Linked DNA regions of Homo sapiens: region 1 is linked to region 2. Evidence: read pairs that join two places in POLR2A ChIA-PET (ENCODE). Cell type or tissue: GM12878. All regions are shown on one strand. Links, peaks and the distances in the headings refer to the core of each region. The heading gives the core; the rest is flanking DNA. Region 1 overlaps QTRT2 (queuine tRNA-ribosyltransferase accessory subunit 2). Region 2 overlaps CCDC191 (coiled-coil domain containing 191).

The links. Peaks named below come from ENCODE experiments on the same cell type or tissue, not always from the same donor. Only the 100,000 strongest peaks of a DNase experiment are listed, where the experiment ranks them.
Region 1: POLR2A ChIA-PET joins it to region 2 with 11 read pairs; 2 of 35 experiments call an interaction of 5 or more read pairs at or near these places.

The regions. Positions count from the first base shown.
Region 1 is chr3:114,065,428-114,082,083 of GRCh38, reverse strand. It overlaps QTRT2 (queuine tRNA-ribosyltransferase accessory subunit 2), which reads right to left. Exons shown (of 10, transcript NM_024638.4): 3 at 16,627-16,656; 4 at 15,801-15,856; 5 at 14,021-14,097; 6 at 11,246-11,458; 7 at 5,142-5,341; 8 at 2,027-2,178. Among named protein-coding and RNA genes, the nearest start is that of QTRT2, 17 kb to the right of the region's middle. In GM12878, for the core only: no CTCF peak of the experiment used is centred there; no DNase peak of the experiment used is centred there.
Region 2 is chr3:113,975,424-113,992,079 of GRCh38, reverse strand. CCDC191 (coiled-coil domain containing 191) reads left to right here. Exons shown (of 17, transcript NM_020817.2): 14 at 11,287-11,430; 15 at 13,070-13,222; 16 at 13,749-13,894. It also overlaps a transcript of ZDHHC23 not described here and the pseudogene ATP5PBP8. Among named protein-coding and RNA genes, the nearest start is that of ZDHHC23, 36 kb to the right of the region's middle. RefSeq lists enhancers at 6,219-6,268, 6,349-6,428. In GM12878, for the core only: no CTCF peak of the experiment used is centred there; a DNase peak (open chromatin) is centred at 6,289.

The DNA.
Region 1 (16,656 bases), core at 3,399-11,398, 90 kb before region 2:
CTGGCCCTCTAGGGAACCCAGACTACACAGAATTAAATGGCAACCTGAATTGTTCCCTTCAACTCTCTGCTTTAAGAAGAAACATTCTTTGCACAGCAAAAGAAACACCAGCTACTCTACAAAAAGCCAACTGCCTGGAACAGGGACAAGTAGTTAAGGGGTATTTTGGGAACAAATGATAACAAATCTCAGTGTTGGTCCCAGGAGAAAGACAGGTGGTCTTAAGAGGGTAATTTTATCAAGGTCAAAGGTATAAGAGAAGCAACCTGAGCACTGGGCACAGAGCTGTTATAATTTTGTTCCCATAAATTTGCATGCTGATGTGGGAAACCATAATGAAGCTCTCAGCTGGCCGCAGTGGCTCATGCCTGTAATCCCAGCACTTTGGGAGGCTAAGGCAGGAGGATCGCCTGAGGTCAGGAGTGCACAACCAGCCTGGGCAACACAGCAAGATCCTGTCTTTGCAAAAAATTTAAAAATTAGCCCAGCATGGTGGCATGCACCTGTAGTCCCAGCTACTCGGGAGGCTGAGGTGGGAGGATGGCTTGTGCCCATTAAAGTTAAACAAATTAAACTTTACCAAGCAGTTCAAAGGTTTTCTTATAATTTTCATCACAACTCACTCTGAATGTTCTTTTTTCAGGAGTTCAAGGCTGCAGTGAGCCATAATCACACCACTACACTCCAGCCTGGGCAACAGAGTGAGACCCTATTTCTGAAAAAGAATTTTTTTTAAGCCCTGACACTTCAGAAAACTCTTGTCATTTGGGAGAACTGCTGCCAAGTAATTTCTTTGGAATTTTCACTATGTAACTGGCAAAGGACTTTAATTTACTACACACACAGAGTTAATAATACTTTGTTTAAACATTCAAACTATTTCCTTTTTCCTAATCATGAAGAAATTTGGCTTTCTCTGGCCAAAAATGATCTTGTTCTTTACAGAGAACTCAAATCAGGTTCTTTTTAGAGCTTTGCATATTCCTGGTACTGAATGACTAACAGTTACCTCTGTTCTGGTGGAAATAATTCAGTTTGTAAATGAAGATGTGAAAATTTATAGTGTTAATGGTATACCTATCCACATACATTATATTCTGGTCTGTCTAAAAGGACAGTAAAATTGACCTCCTATATATTTAAGAATTTGATCAACTTGATTTATTTTGTTTCCAGGAGTAATTCCATTTAGATTAATGGTTAAGTTGCTTCATAAAAGTATAACATCTGAATGAAATTTTAGTTACCTGTGAGGAATAAAATGAACCTTTAAGGAAGTTTCTGGTCCTATTCAAATGTAAGGTTGATGTGGTTAAGGAAAAGTTCCAAGGACAGCAGGAAAAGGAAAGGAAAGGTCATTTCTGAAGGCCAGAGGGAAGACTGGGCAGGCGACACTCTCCTGAAAACCTACTTCAAGCAACTCCAGCCCAAAGTCTGTATCCTAGCTCCTTTTCTACCTCCAGGTAAGTGTTAGAATCCGAAACTGACTTTCTTAACTTCTGGATAACTAAATAATAAAAGAAAATGGCAGTCCTTCAAAGCAACATTAGCAAAGGAAAATAGCTTTCAAAGCCTGGTGTATTAAAAAAAAAATGCAAGAAGTAACACTAGGATCAGAGGATCATGAGTCTCCCTGTATTTTAATAGCATAGGGTTTGCAAAGCAAAGACAAAAACTCTTTTGTGAGAAAACAAGTTAACTTTTACCAAGCAGTTCAAAGGTTTTCTTATGATTTTCATCACAATTCACTCTGAATGTTCTTTTTTCAGGCTGTTAACAGAGGAGGTTTTGTTTTTCTTGGTTCTTTTCACTATAAAATCACATCCTAATATTGATGAGCTACATGTATAGTATTAAGTACCTGGATTTGTGTGCCAACATGCCAGAGCACACAGATAAGAAACAGAGATGTAGTTTTGTAAAAGACTGGCTTTATATATACATATTTCTGTCTTGTGACTCAAGCCAAAAATTAACAGGAAATGGAAGAAACTTAAGGATAAGAGATAAACTTCAAAAGACTTACGTGTCTCTTCAGGATTCGGCTGGTAATCAAAACTGAAAGTCAGGGCACATCCCCGCTCTGTTACTTGATAAGGGAAAAAACTCTCAAATAAGTCCACTCCTCTTTCAATACACTCGAGCACCTCATCTGGCCGACTAACACCAGATATGAGCCTGTAAAAGTAAGAATAAGAACAGTGACATGAGGACAATGCAAGGAAGGAAATCAGAAAGTCCTTTTAATGAACAAGGCACTAAAAAAATAGTAATAATGAAAAACACCAATCATGGTTAGAGTGGCAGGCAGTGGACAGCAACATGCAGCAGAAAGAACATATGGCTTTGGAGCCAGAAAAACTGGGGCTTGAATCCTAGCTCTGTCATTTATGTATCTGCTGTGTCACTTTGGAAAGATTACTTAACTTCTCTGAGTTTTAGTTATCTAATCTTAAAAACAAGAGCAAATAATATATACCCCCACAGAATTGTTGTGAGGATTAATGAGATATTTGAAAAAGCACATAGTTTCTTTTTTTTTTTTGAGAGGGAGTCTTACTCTTGTTGCCCAGGCTGGAGTGCAATGGCGCAAACTCGACTCACTGCAACCTGCACCTTCCGGGAGTAATTCTCCTGCCTCAGCCTCCCTAGCAGCTGGGATTATAGGCGCCCGCCACCACGCCCAGCCAATTTTTATATTTTTAGTAGAGATGGGGTTTCACCATGTTGGCCAGGCTGGTCTTGAACTCCTGACCTCAGGTGATCCGCCCACCTTGGCCTCCCAAAGTGCTGGGATTACAGGTGTGAGCCACCACGCCCAGCCCATAGTATAGTTTCTGATCCCAGAGAGAAGTTCAATAAAGGTTAGCTTCCTCTCAACTATCATCCTTCTGAACAACCTCCCTGGTCATAAACTAAACTTTATAGCCCTTTATAGCCTATCTTCTATACACTATATAGATTTTTTAGGAGTGCAAAGCTGTGTGCTTTATTTCTTGCTGAAATATTTTGCTTGTTTTAACTGTATTTTGCCTATAATTTTTCATAATTGGTGCAATAAAGACATTTTAATCCACTATATCCCTCATAAGTTAATTTACAAAGCAACTCTCGCTGTCAGGATTTCACCTCTGGCCATAGGATCTAAGAATCTAGTTGGCTTTCTTTATATTTTCTCCATTAATAAAAAGTCTGCACTGTGGAATAAGATGGTGGTTTCCAAGGTACAGGTTGAGCATCCTTAATCCGAAAATCTGAAATCCAAAATGCTCCAAAATCTGAAACTTTTTGAGCACCAACATGACACTGAAAGGAAATGCTCACTGGAGAATTTTGGATTTTGGACTTTCAAATTAGGGATGCCCAACCAGTACGTACTCTGCAAATATTCCAGGATCTGAAAAAATCCAAAATCTCAAGCACTTCTGGTCCCTAGCATTTTGGATAAAGGATACTCAACTTGTAATAGGTAAGGCATTCTGAGACTATTAATGGCACTCGGCCAGGTTTTGCCACTCCATGAAAACAGATGTGGAGATGTACTAAATCAGGGCTGGCTGGCTGCTGCTCTTTTTTATGTTTGTTTTACTACCTATAGCCCCTTTCTATGAACTGGCACAGAAATGCAAAAAAAAAAAAAAGGCTCATGTAATATTAAATAAGCAGAACTCTTACAAATATATGCTGGTTTTCCTGACTACAGTTTCCTTCAAGTGATGTAATGTTTTAGAACTCCTATCCAACTGAAGCTGGCATTTCTACACACTTATAGAAAGAAAAACAATCCAGCTTTCAAATTCAGTAACAGACATCTGTGAGCACTTAACATGAAGAAGTCCAGAAAATGTCTAGAAATACTGGTGCTGAAGTGTTATGTGCACCAGAGTGAAACAAGTACAGGAGAGGGAGCAATGAACACAAAAGAACTAGGTTAAAATTGGGGATCAAAGGCTGGCTAAGGTGATGGAAATACCTTGTTCTGGGTAGTGTTTACACAAGTGTAGACATGTGAAAATTAATTGAGCTGTATGTAAGATTCACGTGCTTTCCTCCAAGTTGTACTTGGATCTTTAAAAAAGTAGTAAAATCGCGCCTGTAATCCCAGCACTTTGGGGGGCCAAGGCAGGCGGATCACCTGAGGTTGGGAGTTCGAGACCAGCCTGACCAACAAGGAGAAACCCCGTCTCCACTAAAAATACAAAACTAGCCAGGCATGGTGGCGCATGCCTGTAATCCCAGCTACTCAGGAGGCTGAGGCAGGAGAATCACTTGAACCCGGGAGGTGGAGGTTGCAGTGAGCCAAGATCATGCCATTGAACTCCAGCCTGGGCAACAAGAGCAAAACTCCGTCTCAAAAAAAAAAAAAAAAAAAGTAGTAAAATTACACATATTATATACTATCCAACAGCTCTAGAGACTATGGAGCAGCACCCCACAACCAAACTTCTTAATATACATGCAGGAAAAAAGCATGAATATTCACATTAAGATAACAAACCATTAAAAAAAATGTGGGTAGCCTAATACGATATCAGCTGCATTCAGAAACTCAGAATTTGTAGCTTCAAATCTTGCAGATCGTCTTTTCTTATCAGCACAAGGTGAATCCTGCAATTTATGGAAACATAAGAACCAATCCTACTAGTGTTGTCAGTCCCCTCAATTTCAAAAATTGACACCACTCACTACCAGCCTCAAATCTAAGAGCTTCTTAAGTTCTTGTTGGTGGAGCTCATCTTCTCACTAGTCATCCCAGATCTGTCCTCAACTTTCCTCAATTTAAACCAGCATTCCATGTGACTTTACACTTGGTCTCCAGGTACCATATTATAACAACAATATTTGTAATTGGCACAAGAATGAGGGGAAACAGTATAATACTTGCTCTCACTTAGGAGGATCAAATAACATAATTCAAATGGCAATTATCCTCTACTCTACATTCTGAAATCAAGGCCAGGACAGCCTTGATGGAAACTCCCCTTACAGTCTGCCTCAGCACCTCAGCAGACTCAGCCCAGAAAGGACATAAACAAAACATCAAAGGCATGCCTATGCACAGACACTATTTAATATACAATCGGCCAGCACTCCTTCCCTGCATCCCTTGAGGCCAGCCTGTGTCCTAACCGAACACTGGCCTTGGCTTGTCCTCCGGCAGCTCTGCAGTGACTGATGACAGCAAGCGTAGTCTAGCCTCCAGGGTTGTTGGATTTCCTTGAAAACCATCCAGAAGGAAGCCACCCACAGGCCGCTTGGCTGTCTCTCGTGCTGACCTCAGCCTCTCTTCCATCACATCTCCACCTTCAATCACTCCAATGATCACACTCTTCTGAAGAACCTGAGGTAAGAAGGATGATATGTTTTTAACCATTTTCAGTATGAGACCTTTGTTTAAATGAACCTTACATGGAAGTCCAATGTATAGAAGAGACCTCAGTGAAGCTGCTGTAGTTGAAGCATTAAAGGGGATGGTGCTCCCTCCTCCCTAAGAACCTTTAAGGCTCTGAGGAACATACTTTGAAAAACATACTTTACCAATCAGGTAAGAAAAGACTGAGGAAAAAGATGCATTCAACATATGCAGTCTTGTTCTGGCTTAGATTAAATTAGATCAGGTGTGGTGGCTCAGGCCTGTAATCCCAGCACTTTGGGAAGCCGAGGCAGGAGGATCACTTGAGCCCAGGATTTCAAGACCAGCCTGGGCAACATAGCGACACCTGGTCTCTACAAAAAATAAAAAAACAAAATTAGCTGGGCACGGTGGCTTGTGCCTGTAGTCCCATCTATTCGGGAGGCTGAGGTGGGAGGGTGGCTTGAGCCCGGGAGGCGAAGGTTGCAGTAAGCTGAAACTGTGCCACTGCATTCCATCCAGGGTAAGAGAGTGAGACCATGTTTCAAGAAAAATAAGTAAATAAATAAAATGTACACTAAACAGGTTCAAGAGGAAAAGGACAAAATAAGAGTTTTAATTTGTGAAATGACTATCCAGGCCTGCTTTAGACTACCTCCAAGTCTCTTAGCTAGAGATAACTTTAGGAACTTAGAAACTGTTGAGACAACTGACTATCTACTCACAAACCAATAAAATAAAGACCACTACTACACACCATCCATTTTAAAAACAAATTCAATGGACCTAATAGCTAAACATAAAAAATATGGTTATACAAGTTTTAGAAGAATATATTGAGTATTTTTACAATCTTGGGGTAAGGAATGCCTTCCTAAACAAGCTAAAGCTTACAGGAAAAGGTTGACAAGTTTGAGTACAAAAACTTGCCAGGCATGGTGGCTCATGTCTGTAATCCCAGCAGGAGGCCGAGGCAGGTGGATCACTTGAGGTCAGGAGTTCAAGACCAGCCTGGCCAACACTGTGAAACCCCATCTCTACTAAAAATACAAAAATCAGCCGGGTGTGGCAGCATGCACCTGTAGTCCCAGTTACTCGGGAGGCTGAGGTGGGAGAATCGCTTGAGCCGAGGAGGAGGAGGCTGCGCTGAGTGGAGATTGCGCCACTGCACTCCAGCCTAGATGACAGGGCAAGGGTCTGTCTCAAAAAAAAAAAAAAAAAAAAAATCAGTAAAACTTCTCTACTAAAGTATACCATTAACAAAGGCAAAGGAGAACTTACTCTTTGGAGGAATATTTAAATATCTACAGCATAAAATGAGCTCCAACCAATACTCTAAAGAAATGAATGACAACCTCATAGAAATCTAGGTACAATACGTAAATATGAAATTCAAACAAATAAATGTGAATGCCCTATACACGTATGAAGAACTACTAAACCTTGTTAGTAAGGTAATGCAAAATTGGAAACAACGAGATACCATTTTTGCCCATATAATAACAAAAAGGTTAAAACATAGATAACAACATAGTAGAGGTGAAACTGTAAGGGAAATGGTACGTACATAACCTGATAAACACAGAGTAAAAATCATTTCAACGTCTTAGGAAGGAAAGTGGACAGCACTTATTGAAATGTCCAGCTTTTATCTATGGATCCTAAAATTCCACTTCTAACAATCTCTCCTATACTCATTCACATGTGCCAAGGTTTATTTACAAAGATGTTTAGAATAATGAAAAACTGGAAACAACCTAAATGTTTATCCATAGAGTAAAGGCTTACGTAGATCATAATATATACACAGTATGGCTTCCTACGCAGCTGTTTAAAAAGAATGCAGTAGATAATAGCAATATATGCATTTATAGAGAAAGAGTTTCAGGATATTGCTAAATGAAAAACAAGCAAATTGCTGAATATATGATCATACTGATGTAATACAGCCATGTATATCTATGTATTAATTATGTGTATGTAATTGCAAAAAATAAGTTTTGCAAGAAAATACACAAATCAACAATGGCTCTCCAGTAGAAGAAAGGGATGGAGAGGAGGCCTGGAACACTGTGAAGAGAGAATCTCACTCTTTAGTTTAAGCAGGAGGGACATAATCAGACTATTCCTCTAGAAAGAACACTTTGGCTGCCGTGTGAAAAATAAATTAAGGGTGAGTACGATTAAAGAATGGAATAGCAGACAACTTTAATGATCCAGGTGAAAGATGAGATGATCCGGACTAAGGCAGTGGCAGTGTGGATGAAGAGGAAAGATAAAACTTGAAACCTATCAGGAAGTAGGATCAACATAACTTGACTGATTAGTTGTCCAAGGAGAGGATAAAGACAAAGTCTCAAATGACTCCTGGCTCCTGTTTTGCAAGTACAGGTAGATGGTGATAAGAGCAAAAGGCAGGGACTCCTAGAAAAACAGTGGATGAAGCAAGATGATTACTCTGTTCTGTGTGTTCTGAATTTGAGGAATCAGCAGGATGTCCAAATGGCAATCTTAATTCAGCCACTGAACCTAAATGAACCTAAAGATAAGGCTATGTGTGATACAAACATGATTGCCCAGGCTAGAATGGCAGACACTTGGCATGATGCTACCACTCTCTACTCCTGATTCCACAGCAGATGTGACTAACAGATGACTCTCTTCTTGCTGCACCCGACCACCTCGGTTGAAACCATTCGCCATCCCTAACCCAGGTAATATATGGAGAAGAAAAGAAAGCCAAAAACCGAATCTTGGAGAGCTTCAATATTGAAGGGCATTCAGAATAAGAGGAGCCAGTCAATAAGACAGGGAGGGAATCATGGGAAAAGATGTATGCAGAAACACAAAGCAGAGAGTTACATAGGCCTGCCTGCTTATACGACTAGCATGACTATTCGGGAAACTCCCTTTCCTGGGTGTAAGAAGCACGATCATATAATTTATTATCTAAAATGGAAGAATGGGGGGGCACTATTAATAATCATGTCAAGACAATAATAAAGGGTATGGAGAGGGACTACACGTTTGACCAATAAATATGCATAAGTAAGGCCGGGCGCGGTGACTCACATCTATAATCCCAGCATTCGGGGAGGCTGAGGCAGGCGAATGAAAAGGTCAGGGGTTCAAGACCAGCCTGGCCAACACAGTGAAACCCCATCTCTACCAAAAAATACAGAAATTAGCCGGGTGTGGTGGCGTGTGCCTGTAGTCTTAGCTACTGAGGAAGCTGACACAGGAGAATCGCTTGAACCTGGGAGGCAGAGGTTGCAGTGAGCTGAGATCGCACCGCTGCACTCCAGCCTGGGCGACAAGAACAAAACTCCATCTCAAAAAAACAAACAAAACAAAACAAAAAAACCCCCACAAATATGCAGAAGTAATATGAAATGATGAGGCTGACTGCAACAACACAGATGAGGGACTTGAGGCTCATCTGACCTTTCTAATAATCATCTTTGTCACACTCGCTGTCCTGCTTTCTACTTACCCAAACATTACTAGTCCTACAAGGATAATGACTGGCTCAAAACAATTACTAGCAAGCCACCAACACTAACTGCCCAGACACACAGCAATGTCCCCACACCAAACTCTTGTTACATATACTGTGAATTCTATTCAGAATAACTATGTTTCCTCTAATTATTTCATTTATATTAACTTTATTAGCCAAATTATATTTTTATTGCTAAATTCAATATAATGATGTTCCTCAAACTCAATGCGCTTGCCATAGTGGGATGTGATCATCGCTCAGGATTACTCCACATACATGATCTCAAATATTAAAATTCTCTCCTCTGATCACTATCTTCTGTTCCCTCATCTCTACTGTTCTCTGAATCCTTTTCCCACTTAATTAACTCTGCTATCAGTATCCCTGATTTACCACTACAGCTTCATCTTCACCCCATCATAACCATTCACCATCAGCAAACATTTACTGAGGGCTTACAATATGTCAGATGAAACCCATTCGCCATCCCTAACCCAGGTAATATATGGAGAAGAAAAGAAAGCCAACAACCGAATCTTGGAGAGCTTCAATATTGAAGGGCATTCAGAATAAGAGGAACCAGTGAATAAGACAGGGAAGGCATTCTGCTGCATGATGAAGATACCCAACTTATACACAGAAATTGAGCTTAAAGAGGCCACAGTTTAATGAAGACAAATGCATAAAGAAATCATTGAAATACAATATGATTGGGGCTAAAATATAGCTACATACTAATTAAAGGGGTAGCAAAGAATGAATTGAATTCCCTGGAACTATCAGGAACCAGTTCTACAGAATGACACATGGCACTTCGGGAGGCCAAGGTGGGTGGATCACCTGAGATCAGGAGTTCAAGACCAGTCTGACCAACATCGTGAAACCTCGTCTCAGCTAAAAATACAAAAATTAGCCAGGCACGGTGGCGCATGCCTGTAATCCCAGCTACTTGGAGGCTGAGGCAGGAGAATTGCTTGAACCTGGAGTTGGAGGTTGCAGTGAGCCAAGACTGCCCCACTGCACTCTAGCCTGATAGGCTGAGCAATAGAGTGAGACTGTCTCAAAAGAAAAGAAAAAAAAAATGAATGATACATGGAATGAAATGAGCCTCATGTGGAAACAAAAGAGGGAATATAGCTAGAGATAAGAAAAGCAGAAACAAGAAACAGTCCAGAAGGAAATCCGTGTACAGAATGAAACAAGCTAATGCCTCAAGGAATTCCAAGCAACTCAGAAAGGTCAGAGTGCAAGTCACAGGAAAAAGTAGCCCACAGTGAGCTGGAGGAGTAGGTAGAGGCCACATCACAGCAGGCTGTCCATGCCATGTAAGAGTTGAAGTGGAGAGTCATTAAATTCTTTTAGGGAAGTGGGCAAGGAGCTCTTGTTTGTGCTTTACAAAGATCTTTTGGATAACAGGGCTGAAAGATGGATTGGATAAAAATGAGAATGGAGGCAGAGAGAAGAATTCAAAGGTAATTACATACGTAAGAGATGATGCAGTTACGGCTTAAGGTGGCAATAAGGAGGGGAAGATTCTAGACATATTTAGGCAAATGGAATCAAGGAAGAGTGAACAGTGGGATATTAAATGTGAATGAAAAAAAGGAGTCTTGAAAAGCTCAAATTTCTTAGCCAGGCACAGTGGCTCAAGCCTGTAATCCCAGCACTTTGGGAGGCAGAGGCGGGCAGATCATCTAAGGTCAAAAGTTCAAGACCAGCCTGGCTAACATGGTGAAACCCGGTCTCTACTAAAAATACAAAAATTAGCCGGGTGTGATGGTGCATGCCTGTAATATCAGCTATACGGGAGGCTGAGGCTGCAGAATCCCTTGAACCTGGGAGGCAGAGGTTACAGCGAGCTGAGATAGCACCACTGCACTCCAGCCTGGGCAAGAGTGAGACTCAAAAAAGAAAAAGAAAAGCTCAAATTTCTGGGCTGAGGAGCTTGGTGGATGCCATAAATGGAGATAAAGTATTGAGGAAGAGCAAAAGCAAGAACAGGTTTGTGGAGATAAAATGATGAATCCGGTCACTTCTGAGTTTGAGGGATATTCTAGTGACATAACCTACCTATAGCCCAGTAATTACATAATTCTGAAGCTAAGTAGAATAATCTTGATAGTATATACAATTTAAGAATTATTCAGCAATTAAAACTAAGGGAAGGCTGCCCAGGGACAACATATAGAAAGGGATGAAAAGAGAAACCTAAGATAGAAACCTAGAGAACAATAATACTTAAGGTTCAAAAAGAAAATAAAAATAGAGAGTAAAATAGACAAAGAAGTGAGGAGCACAGCAGTAGGAGGAAGAACAGAAAAGGTGGTATCACAGAATGTAAGGGAGGCAAGAGTGTCAAGAGAAAGGAGTGGTTAGTGGCACAGCCTTACCTCTGACTCTTCCTGCAGCCGCAGACAGTTATCCAAGAAAAGAAGTGATCGGTCAACAGACTTTCTGACCCTTTTTATGGAAGTTGCTTCCTTACAAGATACTTCTCCATCGGAGAGGCACTGGAACCAGTCTGGCTGAAGGGCCTTCTGAATTGCCATGAACTTGGAAACAGTCATTTCCACTCGTCCTGCAACACTCCACACAGACACAGACTGCCATGGAGCAAAATGATGAGGAATTAGCAAGAGTAAAATGCAAATAAAAATAAAATAATTAAAATGATAAAGCAATAATTCTTCTTTACAACTGCAGAGATGGTGACAATTCAATATCCAGACATGGTGGGTAATAGGATCTTATAGCTTACAGATAATCCTTCAGTGGTCATATAAGACAACTTTTGAGCTACCCACCAAGAATTCTTTGTTATACTTTTCTAACATCTTCTGCTCTCCCCTATCCCACCTGCCCCACCCCTACCTAACCCTTGCTGTTCCTGAATATACCACAGACTTTGATCACACTGTTCCTTTTGACTGACAGTTCCGTATTTCTTTTTCTTTTTTTTATTGATACATATTTGTATAATGTTATGGGGTACATGTGAGACATCTTACATATAGGGCAAGTGTAATAATCATGTCAGAGTATTTAAGTATCCATCACCTCAAGTATTTATTATTTCTAGGTGCTGGAACTTCTACTTCTTTGCCTGGCAAAATACTACGTGTCCATTGAGACACTGAGTTCACATATTAATCTGATCTCCAAACCTCCTGGACATAATCGATCACTCACTCCTCTATGCTCTTACATCAATTTGTATTTATTTCTTTATAGAAATGATAGCACTTATTACACCATTCTTTATTTGTCTGACTAGAGTATCCCAATTCATGTATGTATCCCAAAAGCACAGTCTAGGGCCCTATACATTTTTAATATCTAGTGTTTACTAGACTGAGTTAGATATAGAATTAAAGACTTAAATCTCCTAGTTCAAGAGAGTATATATTAGTAATATTCTATCTTTGAGCTAAAAGCAAAACTACCATTCAACCCAGCAATCCCGTTACTGGGCATATACCCAGAGCAATATAAATCATTCCGCCATAAGGACACATGCATGCAAATGTACATTGCAGCACTATTCACAATAGCAAAGACATGCAATCAACCTAAATGTCCATCAATGATAGATTGGATAAAGAAAATGTGGTACATATATACCATGGGATATTATACAGCCATAAAAAAGAATGAGGTCACGTCTTTTGCAGGAACATAGATGGAACTGGAGGCCATTGTCCCTAGCAAACAAATGCAGGAACAGAAAATCAAATACCACATGTTCTCACTTATAAGTGGGGGCTAAATGATGAGAACACATGGACACAAAGAAGGGAACAACAGACACTGGGGTCTACTTGTGAGTGAAGGGTGAAAGGAGGGAGAGAAGGATAAAAGGTAACTATTGGGTACTAGGCTTAATACCTCAGTGATGAAATAATCTGTACAACAAACCCCCATGACACAAATTTACCTATGTAACAATGTTTACACGTACCCCCGAAACAAAAATAAAAGTTAAAAAAAGGGAAAAAAAAATTCTATCTTTGGTTACCCTACAGATCCCTCTTCTCAGATCAACAAGGACATAGATGGCAGGCCAACATATAGTCGTTTTATTTTATACTAAGGCATCAGAATTACTGGTTAAATGATTCCTCTCTCCCTTACAATTTGGGTAGAAAATGGAAGTCAAAGTATTTTTTTTTTTTTTTGAGACAGAGTCTCGCTCTATCACCCAGGCTAGAATGCAATGCACTGGTGCGACTTTGGCTCACTGCCACCTCTGCCTCCCAGGTTCAAGTGATTCTCTTGCCTCCACCTCCCAAGTAGCTGGGATTATAGGCGTGTGCCACCACACCTGGCTAATTTTTGTATCTGTAGTAGAGATGGGGTTTTGCCATGTTGGACAGGCTGATCTCGAACTCCTGAGGCTCAAGCCATCTACCCACCTTGGCCTACCAAAGTGCTGGGATTACATGCATGAGCCACCATACCCAGCCAAAGTATTTTCTCTAGAATTCAAACTACAAAATAAATAGAAACTTAAAACAGGAGAATGAGTAAAAACAGTGTTCTGAGGGGCACAATTAATAAATATTGCTGACATTAATAAAGTGAGTGCAGGAAAAGTATTTGCGTTTGTAAAGTAGCAGTACACACTGAAGCTTTGCCAGAATGCTGTCCTCAGGGATAATGCCAATGGGGCCACCTCTCAGCCTAACACTTTTAATGAGGTGCTTTTGATACTGTTCTTCACTAGACAAAATCTCTGGCTGTAGACCCAGCAGACAATATTATATTGAGATTCTACTATATATAGTTATACATGTGATAATACTCATCAGCAACTTTCCCCACTCTTCCTGAAGTTGTTAAAAATCCAACAAAGCATGGCGCCGAAAGACTATCGTTTTCCCCTATCATAGCAATTTCTTTTTTTGGCATGTATTTGACCCTCCTCTACCCTCAAATTTTTTTGCAACAATGAAAATGCTGAGGATACAGTGTTCTTCATCTTAACCTCATCCTTAGGCAGCCCTACTCTAAGTCTTATAAACCATCCCATCCCACTATAATTATCGAAATAAGGAAAAGGTATAAGGGATCATCCCAGACAGTGGGATCTGAGCATCTGAGGGATACACCATAGGCTGACTTCCTGGGACAAAGCTGCAGCCTTGGAGACCCTTCTGAAAACACACCTTGTTTGTTACATAACCAGCCGGGCAGGGGCTGACTGGATCGTGCAGGGAGCAGTACAAGAGTGATTCTGGCATGCCTGTATAAACACAAAAAAGAACCCTTGAAAGTGCTTACATCAACAATGACACTGTATTATAGCAGGGAGCAGCTTCGCAATGTGTACTGCTGAATAAAGCAACTCTAAACACTGTCAATAGGTTGTATCTGAACTTGGAATTAGAGAAGGCCTATCAATATGTATAAAAAGATTACTAATCTAAAGAAAGAAATATAAAGCTTCACGTCTAATAAATAGGTACTGAGCTGCTACAAAGGAAAGATGTATCTTAAAGCACAATATACAATGAAAGTATTTAGTGACATGTTGATCTCATTTGACTTTACTTAAAGAATTTACTATCAAATATGCTTATTCCAGGTACCATCCAAGGGGAACTAGCTACCGCAAAGATAAAATGATATGCCCACAAAGTGATCTCACTAATAATAAATCTCAATAATATCATGGGTCCCTAGGGGCAGAATTTTAGAGAAGCTATAGGATGCTGCAAATGGATCCCATTCTTAGTAAGTTTCATTGATTCACGATGACAGTTTCTTAAGTTCTTCAGTCAAAAAGACAATCATTTTTTAAAAAATGCAAAAAAAGTTTAGTAAACCATGTGCCTAAATATCATATGCTAGCCCACATTTTCGTTAAGGAAAATAAAACAGGATTCCAGTGAAAAAAAAGCAAGTGTAAAACCTCTGCAGTTTTTTCACTTTATTTTCCATAATTTCAATTATTACAATTATCTCTAGAAAGCCTACATTAGCTATTTTCATTTAATTATATGCTTGTATACTTTAAAGCTGGTTATTAAAATTGGGCTCAGGTCAAGGAGAATGATATTCCATAAATTCCTCTACTAAAATACAGGGCTTTGTGATAACCAACAGGACATCATGCAGCTGCTCTCAGAAGCAGAAGACTGAATAACCAATGGAAACAGGATTTTCATTCAAGTGAGTCCTAGATACCAGAAAAAGCGTTAGGAGAAAGCGGTGTATAGAAGAACTGATGTTCTAGCTGTCACTGCTAAGCTTTTCCTATAAATAAATAGATGCATACATCTGCATATAAAATCCTATTTCTGGAATAAAGGATAATATTAACATATCAGAATACAGCCATATACAAACGCTTCATCCTCCCCTGCATGTTTGAGGTTCAAGCATGATGAGACTACTTTGGAGCTCACGAATGCCCCATGCAAGTTCTCACCGCTGAGTCAGATACTCAGTGCCTGCAGCATCTGCCCCACACCTGTCTGGGCTCCCACTCCTAACCTGGGTAACTTTTACTCTTCCTTGACCCAGCTAAAATGCCCCTCAACTTCTCTCTCAAGAATCCTTTCTCTGGGTTTTTATGGAGGCGTAAACAAAAAAAAGAATCCGTTTTTTATTCTGACCACCTTGCACATATACCCTAGAGCAGGTTATATGCTCTGCCCTCTGGCCTGTCATGATATCCATACATATCCCTAATCCTGTAAAGCAGTAACCACAATTTTTACTAGAATTCTCTATCTTTATCCCAGCTAGGCTCCAAATTCCATGAGAGCAGCAACTGTTTCCTATTCAATCTTGACTTGCCAATGCCTGGCTCTTAGATGTTCAAATAATACTTATTAAATTTATGAATAAACAAACATATGAATGAAAGATCAAAGAGGTAACAGCACCTCCAAACTCCAAATTAACACATCACAAGGCACATATAAGTAACTTAATTTTTACCTATAAACTTTCCAACTCCTTCTTTATATTCTGTCAAGACTTCATGATGTTCTGCTCTGTAAGCAAAACAGAAAAATACATAACATAATAATGTGTCATTCTGTAAATACTCTGTACAACTGGAGCCCTCTTCTCCTCACCCAAATAAGTTACATCATGGTAAATGCTGTCTTGAATTACACCATTATTCAAGAGTTCTAACTAATTAGGCTAGGTTCATTAGCCAGAACGAAGGCCTTCAACTTGCTAGTGGTTCTGTGAGACATGAAACTGGCAAAGATCAACTCCTTCAGAATACTTGAATTTTCTTCCTTCTCTTGCCCCTTTAAAATCTCTGTTGTTAACACAACGCTGCAGACTATTATGTTAATTGGTCATATAGTAGGCTTTTCAATTAAGTATAAAGTCAGTATATACATTACACAAAATGATCTAACTTTAGTTCTGTTTCCATAAAGTAGTATTAGCAAGTATATGTGCAAAGGCAGAAAAAACTTTGAGGCTGGTGCATGATAACAGCTCCTGAACTCCAAATGCAGCTCTCACAGAACATTCCCCGCCCTGTCACCCCTGGGAGCAGTGGCGACATGGCAGTATGGGACTGTAGGTTTGGAGGAAAAGTGAAGCAGATCTAACATATAGGTCTGGCCTGTGGCTTCCAGATTAGGGCCAGAAGATGTATAATATTTGAAACCTCTCTTCTGATTTCATTATGAAAATCGACAATTTATATATATGAACAAAAAAAAATATTTCTCTTTTTTGCACCTAAGGTAACTAAGCTGCTGCCACAGTTGATACTTGAATCATTGGTTCTAACACTTACAGGGATGACAGCGTAAGCTGAGCCATGGCA
Region 2 (16,656 bases), core at 3,025-11,024:
AAATCAGTGCTTCTGCGGGGATATGATGGTAGAAAGCTGCTATTCCACCATCTTGCTAATGTCTTTTCTCTATTTATATCTTTGATTTCTTTCATCATTGTTTTTATAGCTTTCCTCACATCTCACATTTTGTTAGATTTGTACCTAACTACTGCATTTTTGGGGCACTATTATAAATGTTTTTTTTAAACTTTCATATTCCATTTATTCATTGCTAATATGGGAACATAATTCATTTTAGTATGTTGGTGTTGTATCCTGCAATCTTGCTAAACTCACTTTTTGGTTCCAGAAGTACTTTTGTAAATTATTTGGAATAGTCTAGGTAAACAGGTTGTCTGCTAATAAATGCAATATTATTTCTTCCTTTCCAATCTGCATGCCTTTTACTTATTTATCTTGCCTTATCACATTAGTTAGGACTTCCAGTATGAGATGGAATAGGCATGATGAGAGAAGACATCCTTGCCTTGTTTCAGATCTAGAGGGAAAGCATTCAGTATCTCACCATTAAGTATGATGTTTGCTGTGGGTTTTCATGAATGTCTTTTATTAGATGAAGGGAATTTTCATTTATTCCTAGATTGCTGAGAGTGTTTATTACAAATTTCACTGAAAGCTTTTTCTGCATCTTTGATATGATCATGTAGTTTTCTTAATTCCTCTACTAATACGGTAAACTACATTGATTGATTTTCCAATGTAAAATTATCCTTGCCTTCCTGAGATGAACTCCACTTGGTCATGGTGTGTTATTTTTATATATTGTTAGATTTCATGTGTTGGTATTTTGTTAAGAAATTGGTTTTTGGGGGGGGGGGTTTGTTTGTTTTTCTTTTTTTTTTTTTTGGAGTCTCACTGTGTTGCCCAGGCTGGAGTGCAGTGGCGTGATCTCAGCTCACTGTAACCTCCACCTCCCGAGTTCAAGCGATTCTCCTGCCTTGGCCTCCTGAGTAGCTGGGATTAGAGGCATGCGCCACCACACCCAGCTAATTTTTGTATTTTTAGTAAAGACGGGGTTTCACCATGTTGGCCAGGTTGGCCTTGAACTTTTAACCTTGTGATCCGCCCACTTCAGTCTCCCAAAGTGCTGGGATTACAGGCATGAGCCACCACATCTGGCCTTTTTTTTTTTTTTTTTTTTTTTTGAGGTGCTTTATCACTATGTTGCGCAGGCTAGTCTTAAACACTTGGGTTCAAATTATCTTGCCTCAGCCTCCTGAGTAGCTGGGATTCTAAGCATGCACCACCACACCAGCCTGCATTTCCTTTTTTTTATATTATGTTTGTCTTGTTGTGGTATTAGGATAATGGTTAGCCTCATAAAATGGGGGAAGTATACCCTTTTTTATTTTTTGAAAGAGAGTATGTAAAGTTGGTGTTATTTCTCTCTAAAATGTTTGGTAGAATTCACTGGTGAAACCACTGGGCCTGGAGTTTTCTTTTTTTATTATTTTATATTAAATTTTTTATTTCTGTAGGTTTTGGGGGAACAGGTGGTATTTGGTTACATGAGTAAATTCTTTGGTGGGGATTTGTGAGGTTTAGGTGCACCCATCACCTGAGCAATATATACTGAACCTAATTTGTAGTCTTTTATCCCTCACCTGGAGTTTTCTTTTTTAAAGTGATTTAAAATAACATATTCTATTTCTTTAATAGATATTGAGCTATTCAGTTCTTTTTTTCTTCTTGAGTAAAACTTGGTAGTTTGTATATTTCAGGAAATTTGAGCATTTAATCTAAGTTTTCAAGTCTCTTGGAACAGAGGTCATAGTATTCTCTTATGACCTTTTTAATGTCTATGAGATCAGTATTGATGTCTTCTCTTTAAATTTTGATATTGGCAATATATATCTTCTCTTCTGGTTTACCTGGATATCAGTTTTATCAATTTTATTTCTTTTCAAAAACTAACTTTTGGTTTCACTGGTTTTCTTTGTTGTTTTCCTCTTTTCAATTTCATTGATTTCTGCTTTAATTTTTATTTCTGTCCTCCTCCTTCCTTAAGAGTTTGCTCTCTTCCTCTAGTTTCCTAAGATATAAACTTCAGTTATTGATTTCAGATCTTTCTCTTTTTCTTTCTTTCTTTAGAGACAGGGCCTTGTTCTGTTGCCCAGGCAGGAATGCAGTGGTGTGATCACAGCTCACTATAACCTCAAACTCCTGGGCTCAAGCAATCCTCTCACCTCAGCCTCCTGAGTAGCTGAGACTACAGGCATGCACCACCATGTCCAATTGATTTTTTAAATTTTTTGTAGAGATGGGGTCTCACTGTGTTGTCCAGGCTGGTCTTAATTTCCTGGGCTCAAGAGATCCTCCCACCTTGGCCTCCCAAAGTGGTAAGATTACAGGCATGAGCCACCATGCCTGGCCTCTCCTTTTCTAGTGTGTGAATTTACTGCTGTAAATTTCCCTCTAAGTACTCTTTTACTTGTATATCATATTTTGATATTTTTATCTTTACTTAGTTCAAAATATTTTTAATTTCCCTTGAGATGTCCTCATTGTCCCATGGGTTATTAAGAAGTTTATTCTTTAATTTTTAAATATTTGAGGACTTTCAGATAACTTTTTACTAGTTTAATTTCTAGTTTTAATTTCTAGTTTAAGTTCCTTATGTTCCAAGAATGTACATTGCATGAAATTGTAAAGTTTTGCTTTATGACCCAGAATATTGTCTATCTCAGTGAATGTTCCATGTGCACTTGAGAAGAATATGTATAGTACTATAGTACTCAGCTGCCATTGGTCTGCTCTAGAAATGCCAAGTCACATTGTTTGAGTATGTTTTACTGTGTCTTACGGTATCTATATCTGTATTCTTACTGATTTTGTGCCTGCTTCTATCAGTTATTGAGAGAGGACTATTGAAGTTTCTAACTAAACTTGAGACTTATTTCTCCTTTCATATCTATCTGGTTTTGCCTCATGTACTTTGAAGGTTTGTTCTTAGGTGCATGTATGTTTAAAAAGACTTACATGGCCAGGGGCAGTGGCTCACGCCTGTAATCCCAGCACTTTGGGAGGCTGAGGCAGGCAGATCATGAGGTCAGGAGATCAAGACTATCCTGGCTAACATGGTGAAACCCTGTCTCTACTAAAAAAATACAAAAATATTAGCCGGGTGTGGTGGTGGGCACCTGTAGTCCCAGCTACTTGGGAGGCTGAGACAGGAGAATGGCATGAACCCGGGAGGCGGAGCTTGCAGTGAGCCGAGATTGAGCTGCTGCACTCCAGCCTCGGTGACAGAGCGAGACTCTGTCTCAAAAAAAAAAGACTTACATATATGCCTTATAAAATTGAATGTCTTATAGACATCATATAGCTATGTCTTGATTTAGCATCTAATTTGATAATCTCATTCTTTTAACTATTATGTTTAGCCCATTAACTTTAAAGTGATTATTGATAAAACTGGATTAAAATCTTTTTTTTTTTTTTTTTTTTTTTGAGATGGAGTCTCACTCTTGTTGCCCAGGCTGGAGTGCAGTGGCGTGATCTCTGCTCACCACAACCTCTGCCTCCTGGGTTCAAGTGATTCTCCTGCCTCAGCCTTCTGAGTAGCTGGGATTACAGGCACGCACCACCACGCCTGGCTAATTTTGTATTTTTAGTAGAGACTAGGTTTTGCCATGCTGGTCAGGCTGGTCTCGAACTCCTGACCTCAGGTGATCCACCCGTCTTGGCTGGAATAGCTGGGATTAACAGGCGCCCGCCACCATGCCCGGCTAATTTTTGTATTTTTAGTAGAGATGGGGTTTCACCATCTTGACCAGGCTGGTCTCAAACTCCTGACCTCGTGCTCCACCTGCCTCAGCCTCCCAAAGTGCTGGGATTACAGGCGTGAGCCACTGCACCCGGCCACAACTGGATTAAAATCTATCATCTTGTTAGCTATTTTCTATTTGTTGTACTTATTCTTTGTTTTTCTTTTTTCCCTACCTTATCTGGTTTTAATTAAGCATCTTTATGATTCTATTTTATTGTGTTTTTTTGGAGTTTTTATACCTCTTTAAATATATATATATATATATTGAGATGGAGTCTTGCTCTGTCGCCCAGGCTGGAGTGCAGTGGCATGATCTTGGCTCACTGCAACATCCGCTTCCTGGGTTCAAGCAATTCTCCTGCCTCAGCCTCCCGAACAGCTGGGATTACAGGCACCCACCAACACGCCCGGCTAATTTTTGTATTTTTAGTAGAGATGGGGTTTCACCATCTTGACCAGGCTGGTCTCAAATTCCTGACCTCGTGATCCACCTGCCTTGGCCTCCCAAAGTGCTGGGATTACAGGCGTGAGCCACTGCACCTGGTCCTCTTTTAAAAAATATTTTTAGTGGTTACCCTAGTGTTTACATTTTTAAAATAATCTCCTTCTACCTGAGTGTCGTAGCATGTACCTGTAATCTCAGCTACTTTGGAGGCTGAGGCAGGAGGACTGCCTGAGTCCAGTAGTTTGAGACAAGCGTGGGTAACATAGCAAGACCCTATCTCAAATAATAATAATGATCTCTTTCCACCTTCAAATAACACTTTACATGTAGTGAAAGAACCTTCTATCAGTATTTCCCAGTTCCTTCCTCCCATTCCTTTTGGTATTGTTGTCATGTCATATTTTTATGTATACTATAAATAGCCAATATCTTGTTAAACTTATTGTTTGAACAATTAGTTTTCTCAGTGGAATTAAAAATAAGATGATTATATTTAACTTTATTTCTTCTGTTTCTGATGCTCTTCATTTCTTTGTGTAGAGCTAAGTTCTTAACCTATATTATATTCTTTATGCCTGAAGAACTTTCTTTACCATTTCTTATAGGGTAGATCTGCTGGCAGTGAATTCCTTCAGTTTTTATTTGTCTGAGAGTCTTTATTTTTCCTTCACTTTTAAAGTATGTTTTTTGCCGGATATAGAATTGTGGGTTGACAGGTGTTTTTTTTTTTTTTCTTTCAACACCTTAATGATGTTACTCTATTGTTTTCTTGCTTGCCTGGTTTCTCACAAGACATCTACTGTAATTCTTACCTTTCTTTCTTTGTGGGTGTCTTATTCTGTTCAGGCTGCCATAACAAAATGTCACAGACTAGGTGGATAAATAACTGAAATTTGTTTTCTCACAGTTTTAGAGGCTGCAAAGTCCAAGATCAGGGTGCCTGCATGGTTGGCTTTTGGAAAGGGGTCTTCTTGGCTTGCAGACAGCTTCTTCTCACTGTGTCCTCATACAGTCTTTCCTTGGTGCTTCTGTTTGGAGACAGAGGGGAGAGGGAGAGAGCGCATGCGAGAGAGAGCAAGCAAGCACACCACGGTATCGCTTCTTATAAGGACATTAATTCTGTCCAATTAGGGCTGCACCCTAGGACCCCATTTAACCTTCATTACTTCCTTAGTGGCCCTATGTTCAAATACAGCCACACTAGGGGTTAGGGCTTCAACACAGTAACTTTAGGGGGACACAAGCATTCAGTTCATGACAGTAGGTAATGTGGGTCTTTCCCTTTAGCTACCTTCAAGACTTTTTCTTTGTCTTTGATTTTTAGCAGTTCGAATATGATATATCTAGGTATGGTTGGTTGGTTGGTTTGGTCTTGGCTTTGGTGGTCTTAAGCTTCTTGGATATATGATTTTGTGTTTTGTTACTGATTTTGGAATATGTTTGCCCGTTATTTCTTCAAATTATTTCACTTACCCCATTCTTTTTCTTTTCCTTATGGGATTTGTTATGCCATTGTTACATTGTTTCATATTATCCCACAGCTCTCAGATGCACTATTTTGTTTTTCACTCTTTTTGCCTTTCAGTTTGTGTAATTTCCATTGCCCTATTGTCAGGTTAGCTGGTTCTTTCCTTGGCTGTATCTTCTAGCAGTAAGCTAGTTGAAGTGCCTCTTTATCTCTATTACCATGTGTTTTTTTATTTCTAGCATTTTTATTTTGAATCTTTTTTTATAGTTTCCATGTCTCTGCTAAAATTACCTATCTGATCTGGAATGATGTCTACCTTTTCCATTAGAACATTTAACATTATTTTTGGAAGTTATTTAAAATTCCCTCTCTGATAGTTCCAACATCTCTGTCATATCTGAGCCTTGTTCTGATGATTGGCTCATCTTTTCAGGGTGTATTTATTTCTTGTCTTTGGGTATGCCTTGTATTTTTTTGTTGAAGGCCAGACCTGTTGTTCAGGGCAATAGAAACTGCAACACGTTGGCCTAGAGTGTGGAGATTTGTACTAATTTAGCCGGGAATTGGGCTATGTTTGAAGCTTGTTGTTGCCGTGGTCACCATTGTTGAGGTTTGTTGCTGTATGCTGTAGACATCAGAGACTTTAATGTCTTCTAGTGACTTTGTTTTTGCTTCCTCTTTTGGTTTTGGGTCTTCCTTTTGTGCTGCTCCCCAGAGAGAATCTGTTGTTTACAGCTTTCTCAGCTGTAATCCACTATTATTATTGGAAGCTTATATAAGTGTGGTGATTGGGTGTGGACGATGGGGAGCATTCTCTGTTCTGATTAAGTCTCAGTGTTTGGAATGCACAGCTTTAAGCACTCAGATAATTTCTGTTCCCACTCCAGTGGTAGAGCTTTTTTCTGCCCCCTTTTTCCCTTTATCCGCAGTGGGTATCCACCACTGTCTCAGTCTGTGACCTTAAAGACCTTCCCTCTGGAGAATAAGGCTTCCCCAACCCCTAAGTGAGATAGGGAGGACTTGTCTGGGCAGAATCCCCTGAATCCCCTTCCCTCAGATGCAGTGCTAATCTGCCAGTGTACTGGGTTGGTTGCTAGGACAGATAAACCTTTTGTTTCCTAAGGAAGAATGCTCTGGGAAGATTTTGCAGTTGCTGCTGTGCCTCTCCCCAGCCAGAACCATGGTGCAAACTTTCTGTGGATTCTCCATGATCTTCTCTGTGAGAGCCTGGTAGCGTTCTTATAAGAAAAGCCTTCAAAGGGATGAGAAGCACCCCCATGACTGTGATCCCCAGGAGCTTCAACCTTCTCATGCTGGCCCACTCACTGTCTGCCTCCATCAGTTCACCAAAATTTCTAGTTTAATTGTCTTACTCATATGGTATCCAGTGGCTTCTGCCTCCGGTAAACAAATGCTTAGGTCCTGTGCCTCCCTGAAGATGCCTGTCTCTCCAAATTTGGGGGTAGCTTCAGATCTCTGATCAGTTCACAAAAAGTCATTAATTTGTTGCATGACCAGCTTTTTCCTTGTTGGAAGAAAACTTATGCAGAACAAGAATGGTGAAAAATACATTACTGACCAAGAGATCATTTTATTTCTCTCACTATATCAAGCCCAAACATTTTCCTTTTAGAAGCTGCAGTTCATAGCAATAGATAAGAAGATTTTGTCACATAGACTAGTTTCCATTTCATTAGTCAACTGGAGCTATCTAAATTGAGATAGGTGCATTTATAGGCTGGCTATACTTGAGTCTTCTTTGAGGACAACTTTAGATATAAAATGCACATGGCAATTGTCTTCTTTTCCTTCTGGACAAAGATGCTCTACACAGTGTGCTTCTCCACTCAGATTTTCATAGGTCTTATTCCTTTTTACCCATCAAGTTCTGCCAAGCAATTCTTTACTTCCTTATATGCTTTATATAACTTTTCCCAGTAAGCAACCTCCAAGGCCATAGTAGTGTTATTCCTCTGGATATCAAAAAGATAGTGGCACTTCTGAACAAGTGCCTTCTGAGACTTCTCTGAATCATTTGTATCCTAGATGTGTTTGGTTGAACTCTGCTTAACCTCTTCTATTTGGGCGGGTATTTTTGCTCATTGAGTGTACCAGCAAATTGTCCAACAGAGGTACCATGTTTTCTAATGACATAGATAAAAAAAAACCCTACTGTTGATATGATAAAGAAAGTCTCTGGGGCAATCATATATATTTCTTTGGAGAGATATTATGAGATAAGCCCAGTTATGTGTGTATAGGGTGCTGTGACACCATTTTAGATAAAGGAACTGGAAGAATTCTTCAGGGATAAGCCCTCATGACAGACCTGTCCTCTATATTCAGCAAGAGGTGGTACAGAGGCAAGACATGGCTACAGCTTAGTGTCCCCATGACCCTGCCAGAAAAGCATGTTGGGTGCCACAGTAAGGTGGCCACTCAGAGGTCTCACAAAGTGACCTTCTGAAAATAATAATCTAACCTCTTCTTAACACCCCCCTGTATGTTTATTAAATGCTTATACTTAACAGGCAATAACTTTTATGGCTATATATACTTCTGATTGATGGACAGTTGAAGTTTGCGGTTGAAAAAATAATTTTATCAGAGAAGACAAGGCAAGATTTAAAGTTTTTCCATAATTGCTTATCAAGCATATTTGCACACTGAACAAATATCTGTAAAGCATTTACTTACGTAGATGTTAGAATGTAGCAATGAAGAAGACAGATAACAGCCCTGCCGTCTGAAAGCTTCTATGCTAGTTGGGGAAAACAGGCCAATAATCAAAGTAATGACTAAAGAAGTAGGGAGAGAGTGGTATAGTTGGTGGAAGCAGTATGGGAAATACCTCTCTGAGGAGGTGATATTTGAGCTCCTGGATGCTGAGGCGGCCTCCACAGTGTCTAGTTGGCGGGGGCATGTTAAATGTGAGATACCTATTGGACATCCAAATGAACATGTCAGATATGTGCTTGGGTATATAAGCCTGGACCACAAGACTGTGTACGCAAGTGAAAAACAAGTCAATGTTTATAATGGTCTGGAAGTAGCTGTAATCAGCTTGGGAGATTGTCTGGATAGAGTAGAAATGAGAGTCCAAGATCAAGTCCTAAGGACTATAAATAGCTATTTAGAGGATAAGGAGCTAGTGAGGTAGAAAGAGAACAGGAGAGTTTAGAATCAAAACACCAAGAGAAAAAAGTATTTCTGTTAGGGGAGTGGTGGGAGTGGTGAATTTGGCTGAATGCTACCGAGTTCAATTAAAAGTAGCACAGATAAGTGATTCTTTGATTTGGAAGCCCAGCAAGCATTCATGACCTAGGCAACAGGGCTTTCAGTGGTGTTCTAGGAAAGGAGCCTCATTCCAGTGGGCTGAGGAGAGAATAGGTGAGGAACTAGAGACCATGAGTACAGATGCGGATCTCCTGAGATCAGAGATAGATGTGGAGCTCATGAGAAAGAGATCCGCATCTATACTCATGGTCTCTAGTTGTTTTTTGTTAGTTATTTTTTATTTTTGGTTTTTTTTTTTTTGTTTTTTTGTTTTGAAGAGGGGAGATACTGGCACATATTTGCATACTGATAGGAATAATCCAGTAGTGAGGGAGAAATTCGTGATGCAGAAGAGCAGAGTATAAATCACAGGAGTGGGTAAGCAGGAATATATTCTAGAGCACAAAGGGAGAGTAGCGTACAAGGGACAGAAGGCCAAGAGTTTTGGGGCAGTGTCAATTGCCCTGTACTTTTTTTTTTAACATAGCTGTAATTTCTGGCTTTTCTCCTAAAGCATACTAGCTGACAAAGCTACACATTTATTTCAGAAAGAAGCCCAGATTTTATATCCCTTTTTAGCCTCAGTGATCTGTGTTCTATGAAACCCCTAGCTACATAGATCCCCACTATAAGTGCCATCTCAAAACAGCATCATATCATGTAATCCTCACAGTAAATCATGGATGCAGGTGCTATTAAAGACATTTTATAAACCAGGAAATTGAAAATGTGGTAATATTAATGAAATACAACCAGTTCTATCGAGGAACCCTTAATAGAGGGAGGAGATACATATTTGAATTAAATTGCTATGTAAGAATACAACATTTTGACTCAAGCAGAACTCATGTTTTTCTTTATATTTTTCCATGGAAGTGTAGACTTTGAAAAAGTCTGGTTTTCCCCACAATTCAGCTGAAAATAATTTTCCTTTTGGAGCTGATTAACACCAGCCAGTAATTATTCTAGGAGGATAGTTACACCATAACTTATCTCTGCATGGGAACAAGTTCTTTTGTCTGAGCCTGAGGGCTTCTCCAAAGGTTATTATCTGCATTAGATGTCTCTCTGCAAGATGCAGCTGCTGCCTTAATGCTACACTGACATTTCAGTGGATGTGGAAGGGTCAGTTTCTGTTTTCCTCCCCACTTAACCCTCAGCTTCCTCTTACTATGCATGAGAAAATTGTTGTAAATTTTCTCTCTGGCCATTTCATTCAACAAGTATCTCAAGTGCCTGAAATAAAGAGTATAAAGCTTGTTTTGGTTTAATGGCTAAGAGAATATGGACATTTCATTTTTCAGAGCTTTCACAGAAATAGGCAGTTTGTATTGGAAAATTAGAGCAATTCTTCCTTCCATATTAGAAATGTTCCATTGCTCTCTCTGTAATGTTTCTCTCACAGAAGGCTCAGGCACATTAAGTAGCTTGCCAGGATCAGCCAGTTCACCACTGCCCTTTTCCTAATGTGAAATCGTATGAAGTAAAGGAAATCAGCTTAAATTAAATGTTTTTGTATTTATGCTGCAAAGATGACGACTATGAAAGCAGTCTTCAGTCTTTGTTGCTCTTGTGTCTTTCACTGCAGGTGTCACTTGCTCCCACTCCCCCTTTCTGGGTAGATTTCTTTTTCTCTCACCTTTACAATAAGCTATTTTTATTAAAAGAGAAAAAAGGAAATAATGATATCTATAGGGTCGATCATTAAGTTTTTGTCATCTTTCTTGGTCACACCCCTGAGGGGTGCAGTTCTTTGAGGGTCATGGAGTGTCTTTTCTCAGTGTATTACCAGGAATAGTTCATCTTTTTCCTTCTTAGAAGAGGGAAGGTAGCTTAATGATGATCAACTATCTTTAACTTGCCTCTGGACTTATTGTTCTTCACTTAAAAAGAAAAATACTAGTAAGAATATTCTTCCAGACTTTTAATGGAGTATCATTAAATCTCTATCCCATAGTTTAAATGAAGTGGCTGTATGGCTGGGTTTTTCATATAATGAGGGGGAAAATCCTGATTGCTCTCCTAACTAGATGTTTTACCTTTTAGTTACTTGGTGAGAGAGAAATTATTTCTGTGAACAATACTGAATAAATCCACGAATATGCATAGCCCTGATTCTTGTAGACTCATGACCAGCTTCTCCTGACCCTCTTAGCAGAATTATTTCCTTTTTTTTAAAGAAAAAGCCCTATTATCCAGAGCTCTGTTATCATGATTAACACACCATTCAATGGTTACATGTTCAAATTAAATTCATTAGCTTTTCATTGAAATGAAACTCATTCGTTTTTTGATCATAGCATTTTGCTTTTTAATCTTTTCCAGAAAGAACTTGAGAAGCAGAAGAGAATTAAGAGGAACCAGCAGCTGGAAGCAATAGCCAAAGAACATTATGAAAGGGTCTTGCTAAGGAAAAAAGGTCTAGAGCCTTGGAAGAGATTGAGAATGCAAAGCAAACAAAACATCCAGGTACACTGTCCCACTGTTATCCCCCAGATTAGAAAATGGACTTTTCCAAATAGGATGGATGCCCAGTTAAGCTTGGGGGAGGGTAGGGTTTGGTGATTTAAAGCCAGAAAGATAAATTAATTGAATGTGTGTATTTGTTTTGGATACAATTTTTGATTTGGTCTTTTAAGGTAGAGAAGGACTTTTGTAATTGAATAGGTTGGAAAAAATGAGAGAAAATGTTTTATTAGAGATCCCCCCAAGGTAAGATGAATAGAAGCTTCTCTCAGTTTGAGTAAGGGAAAAGTTATTACCATAAGGTACATTAGTCAGGTTTCTGCCTGTGATAAAGTTGCATAACAGACAACCCCCAAATATCAGTGGCTTACAGCTCAAGTATTTATTTCTCACTCATATGTCTGTGGGCCAGTTGTGGATTGAGTTCAGGTCTCTCCCCAAGCCTCTCATTCTGGTTACAGCAGCTACTCAGGGCATGCTTTTCACCTGGCAACTGTCAGAGCTACAAAAGGCCAAACCAAATTATGTAAACCCGTTGCTTGTATTATGTCCACATTCCATTGGCCAAAGCAAATCAAAGGGCCAAGCTCAAAGTCATTGAGGAGAGAAAGAGCTCCATCCACTCTACAGGGAGGAACTGTGAAATCACATTGCAAAGGGTATGGGTGTATAATTCTATTAGAGAGAACAGAACAGTAATTCACTCTACTGCAGAGAGATATATGAAATCAGACACCGCAGAAATTTCTAAAATTTCCCTAACAAATTTATCCAGTGCATGCAACTAAATGATTAAAAATTCAAAATAGATAAAATGTTATCTCATCTTTTGGCTCTCAGTCTGCTGAGATGAGTCCAGGACAGGCAGAAATCTCAGGTGCCACAGAGACCTCCGTGGTGGTCATTTTGGCCAATAAATATGACTGCCAAGAGACTCACTTGAGTCAATCACATTCACAGTGCCAGATATCTAGACAAGGCTTAGAAAAATGTGTCGCTGTTTAGAGAGGACTAAGAGAGAAGGCTTTTCCCCTCTTGCCTCTTAAAAGAATATAACAGTTACTTTTAAAAATCTATAAATTCTGATTTGTATGTTTATTTTGATAGAATGATACTCAGTTGAAAAGACATTAAATTATTCATGTTATTTTCTATCAGATGGTTTTGTGGTTTATTGATAATGTCTAAATTTCAATGCTGGTGACAGCTCATTCCACAACACTAATTGAAAGTATTGGCATTTCCTCAATTAGACAGTGGTTAAGTCATGAGAAAGAGAGGTTTGTTGTGGAGTTGCTGTCCAAGCTCCAGGAGAGCAAATTGAGAATGTTGCCAGCTACCCACTCCAAAACTCAGGGGAAGTGAAGTAATGGCTTAGAGGTTGGTTGTTCCATTTCCATAACCAGCAAATCACTGTGGTCTTCAGGGAGCTGGCATTGAAAGGCCATGCATGATGTGAATCTATAACCTCCATAGAATAGGTCAACAGTCAAAGCTTTTAGGACACAGGCTGCATGTACCTTCAGATTATTCTCTACCGACTGCCTAAATGTGTTTTATAGCATCATTTCCAAAGGTGATGTGTTTGTTTAAATGATTTAAAATTTAAGGAATAATATTTCTCATTTAAAAAATTGTCCAGGTGGCAGAAGAACATTACTCTTTGTTCCTGCAGAGGAAATACATGCTGACGTGGTTCCAGCGTAGTCAGGAAAGTCTGGCTAGAAAGATGGCCCAGGCTGATCAATTTTATTCCCAAATACTGCTTAAGAGAGTCATCCAGAGCTGGCTACAGGTAAGGACATAGGGAAGGGTACCTTAAATACATCTCATTGCTCAATTCTATTTAAGAAAACTAAATGAAATCCAGAATGTCCAGGGTCATTATGTTTTTTCAAGAACAAAAGAGTAGTCAATCCCATTCACTGCTTTGAAATAAATGTGAAAATGGTAAATCAGTGTTTTATTAGTGTAAAATCCTAAGCCTGTGTTTGTTTCACGGAGTGTGTATAAACTGTAAGTTATCATTCCATCAGCTTTTGTTTTTATAGTCATTTCTTGTTTCTTGTCTCACAGTGCTCAAGTGATTTAGAAACTTACCCCTTCAATCTTATAACTGTTTCTATTCATGTGTTCTCTTACCATTTTTAGGATACATTATAGAGGATATTTTCTTGGCTTCCAGGTTATCCTTTTCTTTGTATGTCTCTAGTGTCATTTGTTTCTTTTGTTTCATTTCTGTCTTTTGTGCTGTTTATTTGCTCTAATTCTTTGTCAACTGATATTTTTTGTCTCACTTTTATTTCTGTCTTCATCCCCAGTACGTGATTGATCTGCAGGAAGAAGTAAGAAAATTTTGTGTACATTTTCTTCAAAAGAAGATTTTCAGGGCCTGGTTTAACATGGTCAGGGAGGTGAAGATCGATTCTCAGGGCAAGCATGAGATTGCAGCGGAGCACAGTGACAGGTGAGGTTTTGATAGTGAGGAAAATTCACTCTCTGACTTCACAATTGCTCAGCAATATATTCTGCTCCTACAATGTGTCTGCAGAGATGAGCTGGAGGCTAGGAGAGCGGGGAAACACCAGTCAGGGGTGGGAGTCCCGGCTCACCAGCAATGTAATAAACCCCCTGGGACTCCAGGGTTCCATCTTTAAAAAGAGAAGTGGGAGGAGGAGGAGGCCTGCCCTTTCTACCTCACGGAAACTGCCAAGAGAATAAAATGATGTGACCTATATGAAACACACCTAAGCAAAAGTACTGTATTCTTTGTTAGTCAAATATAGTTTTATTTTTTAAGTTCAGTTTCTCTTTCAACATCATTTATTGTGAAATGTACGACAAATATAGAAAAGTGCTTAAATCATACAAATACAGCTTAACGAATGACTGTAAAGTGGACACCCTTTGTTACCACCACTGAGGTCAAAACGTTGAACATTGCTGTCGCACAGGCTCCTTCCCAAGTCTCTCTTAAACTACTCTCCTGACATTTACAATGAACATTTGCTTTTCTTTTTACTTTTCTCCTAAGTATGCAGCCTTCAATGCTATAGTTTTTCCTGGTTTGGAACTTTATATACATGGAATCATACTATATGCCATATTAATATTTAAAATACAGTTATGTTTTATTTAATCCAGTTGTCTTTGAGAAATAAGGTATTCTGTATAAGTAAGTTTTATATTTGTTTTCTAATTTTAAGCATTTGGACAGAATGTTCTTAATTTCATTATGCACTTCCCTTTAAGAGTGGTGATTTGGTGTCATTATGAGCATCAGTTAGTGTGCCGGGTGTATTCAGTGATGCCTCCAGCTTTTTTGAGGTATGAAGACTGTTGTGTGGGTGTATAAAAATGCCCCTTTTCTCAACATTACTCTGTTGCCCGGGCTGAAGTGCAGTGGCATGATACTGCAACCTCTGCCTCCTGGGTTCACGCAATTCTCATGCCTCAGCCCGCCAAGTAGCTAGGATTACAGGCACACACCACGACACCCGGCTAATTTTTGTCTTTTTAGTAGAAACAGGGTTTCACCATGTTGACTGGTGCTGTTTTCTTTTTATTTGCATGTTTGTGCATGGGTGTTTATTTCTGTTCCTTGTAATAGTGTTCCTATCTTATTGCCATGAGGGTGCCTACCTCCACCAAAACCTGTTTGTCCTTGTTTAATTCACAGATACTGGAAATCAGTGGAGTGGGAAAACAGATAAGCAAGTTGATTATAGTTTTGTTTAAATTAAAACAAATAAGCAATAAGTGAGGGCATTCAGAGGACCTCCCTTTGGATAAATGATTTAGCTTTAGAGTTTGAAGTTTAGGACTCAATATCTATGTGACCCTGAACAAATAACCTTTCAAAGCCTCCCTGTTCCTCTCTCATAAAATGAGGATAGCAACAGAACCTATCTATCTATCTTATGGATTGCTGTGAAGACTAAACAGGGTACTATAGTAACTCACTCAATGCACTGCTTGGCCCAAAATAATAACTAACCTTTTTTTTTTTTTTAGTTTAGTGTCATTGTGAATATATTATTATTAAACATCCTTTTTGCCTGCCTATGTTTTCTTTCTGTTTCTCAGCCACTATATACAGGCTGAGAGATTCATTTGGGGCTTTTGCACAAACCATCTCATCTGATAGCAGTAATAACTTGGATGTGGGGAGATGTCATTATTTCCATTTTTCAGGCAAAGAAATAAGCAACAGGCAGGTAGGTGAATTGTCAAGGTATAAAGATAACAAAAGGTTGCTCCCTGAACTCCAGATTAGGTTTTTTGACCCTAAAACATTCTCTTCTTGCTACATCAGTCTTCCTCCCCATTTTTCTAATTCTCCCTCTGTCTTTTTTGTTTGTTTTTGTGTTTTGTTTTGTTTTTTTTTTTACCCTGAGACAAAGTCTTACTCTGTCACCCAGGCTGGAGTGCAGTAGTAGGATCTCAGCTCACTGCAACCTCCGCCTCCTGGGTTCAAGCGATTCTCATGCCTCAGCCTCCCAAGTAGCTGGGATTAACGGCATGTACTGCCATGCCCAGCTAATTTTTGTATTTTTAGTAGAGACAGCGTTTTTTACCATGCTGCCCAGGCTGATCTCAAACTCTAGCCTCAAGGAATCTGCCCACCTCGGCCTCCCAAAGTGCTAGGATTACAGGTGTGAGCCATCTTGCCTGGCCTCATTTTTAGACTATAAAATAGTAAGATAGTCATCCTATTTAGGATTTGAAGTTGTGAAATCAATGTAGGAATCCATGCAATCAACAAGAACCAAATTCTCAGCCAATGTCTACTTGATATAAAAGCATTGCTGTGATTTCATCTCTTCCCACTTTGCTTTTTGTTTACCATGTTCTGGCCCCACTGGCCTCCTATAATGTTTCTTAGACAAACAAAGCTCACTTCTGCTTCAGAGCTTTCACATAACCTGATCTCATCATTTAGCTCTCTGCTTAAATGTCACCTCCCTAACCACCCTACTTGCATCACTGTCTATCCATTAAACTGCCCTACTTCCTTCACAGCACTTAAGACTCTCTGAAAGTATATAATTTACTGTTTACATGTTAAACAGAGTGGAAGCACCACATCTTGCTCATTACTGTGTTCTCAGTATATGACAGCGCTCAGTACATAGGTAACACAGTAAATATTTGGTAAATGTATGAATAGATGAACTTTATTGCAGGAATGACACTAATATTTAAGGTCACCAGTCTTTAAAAGGGGCT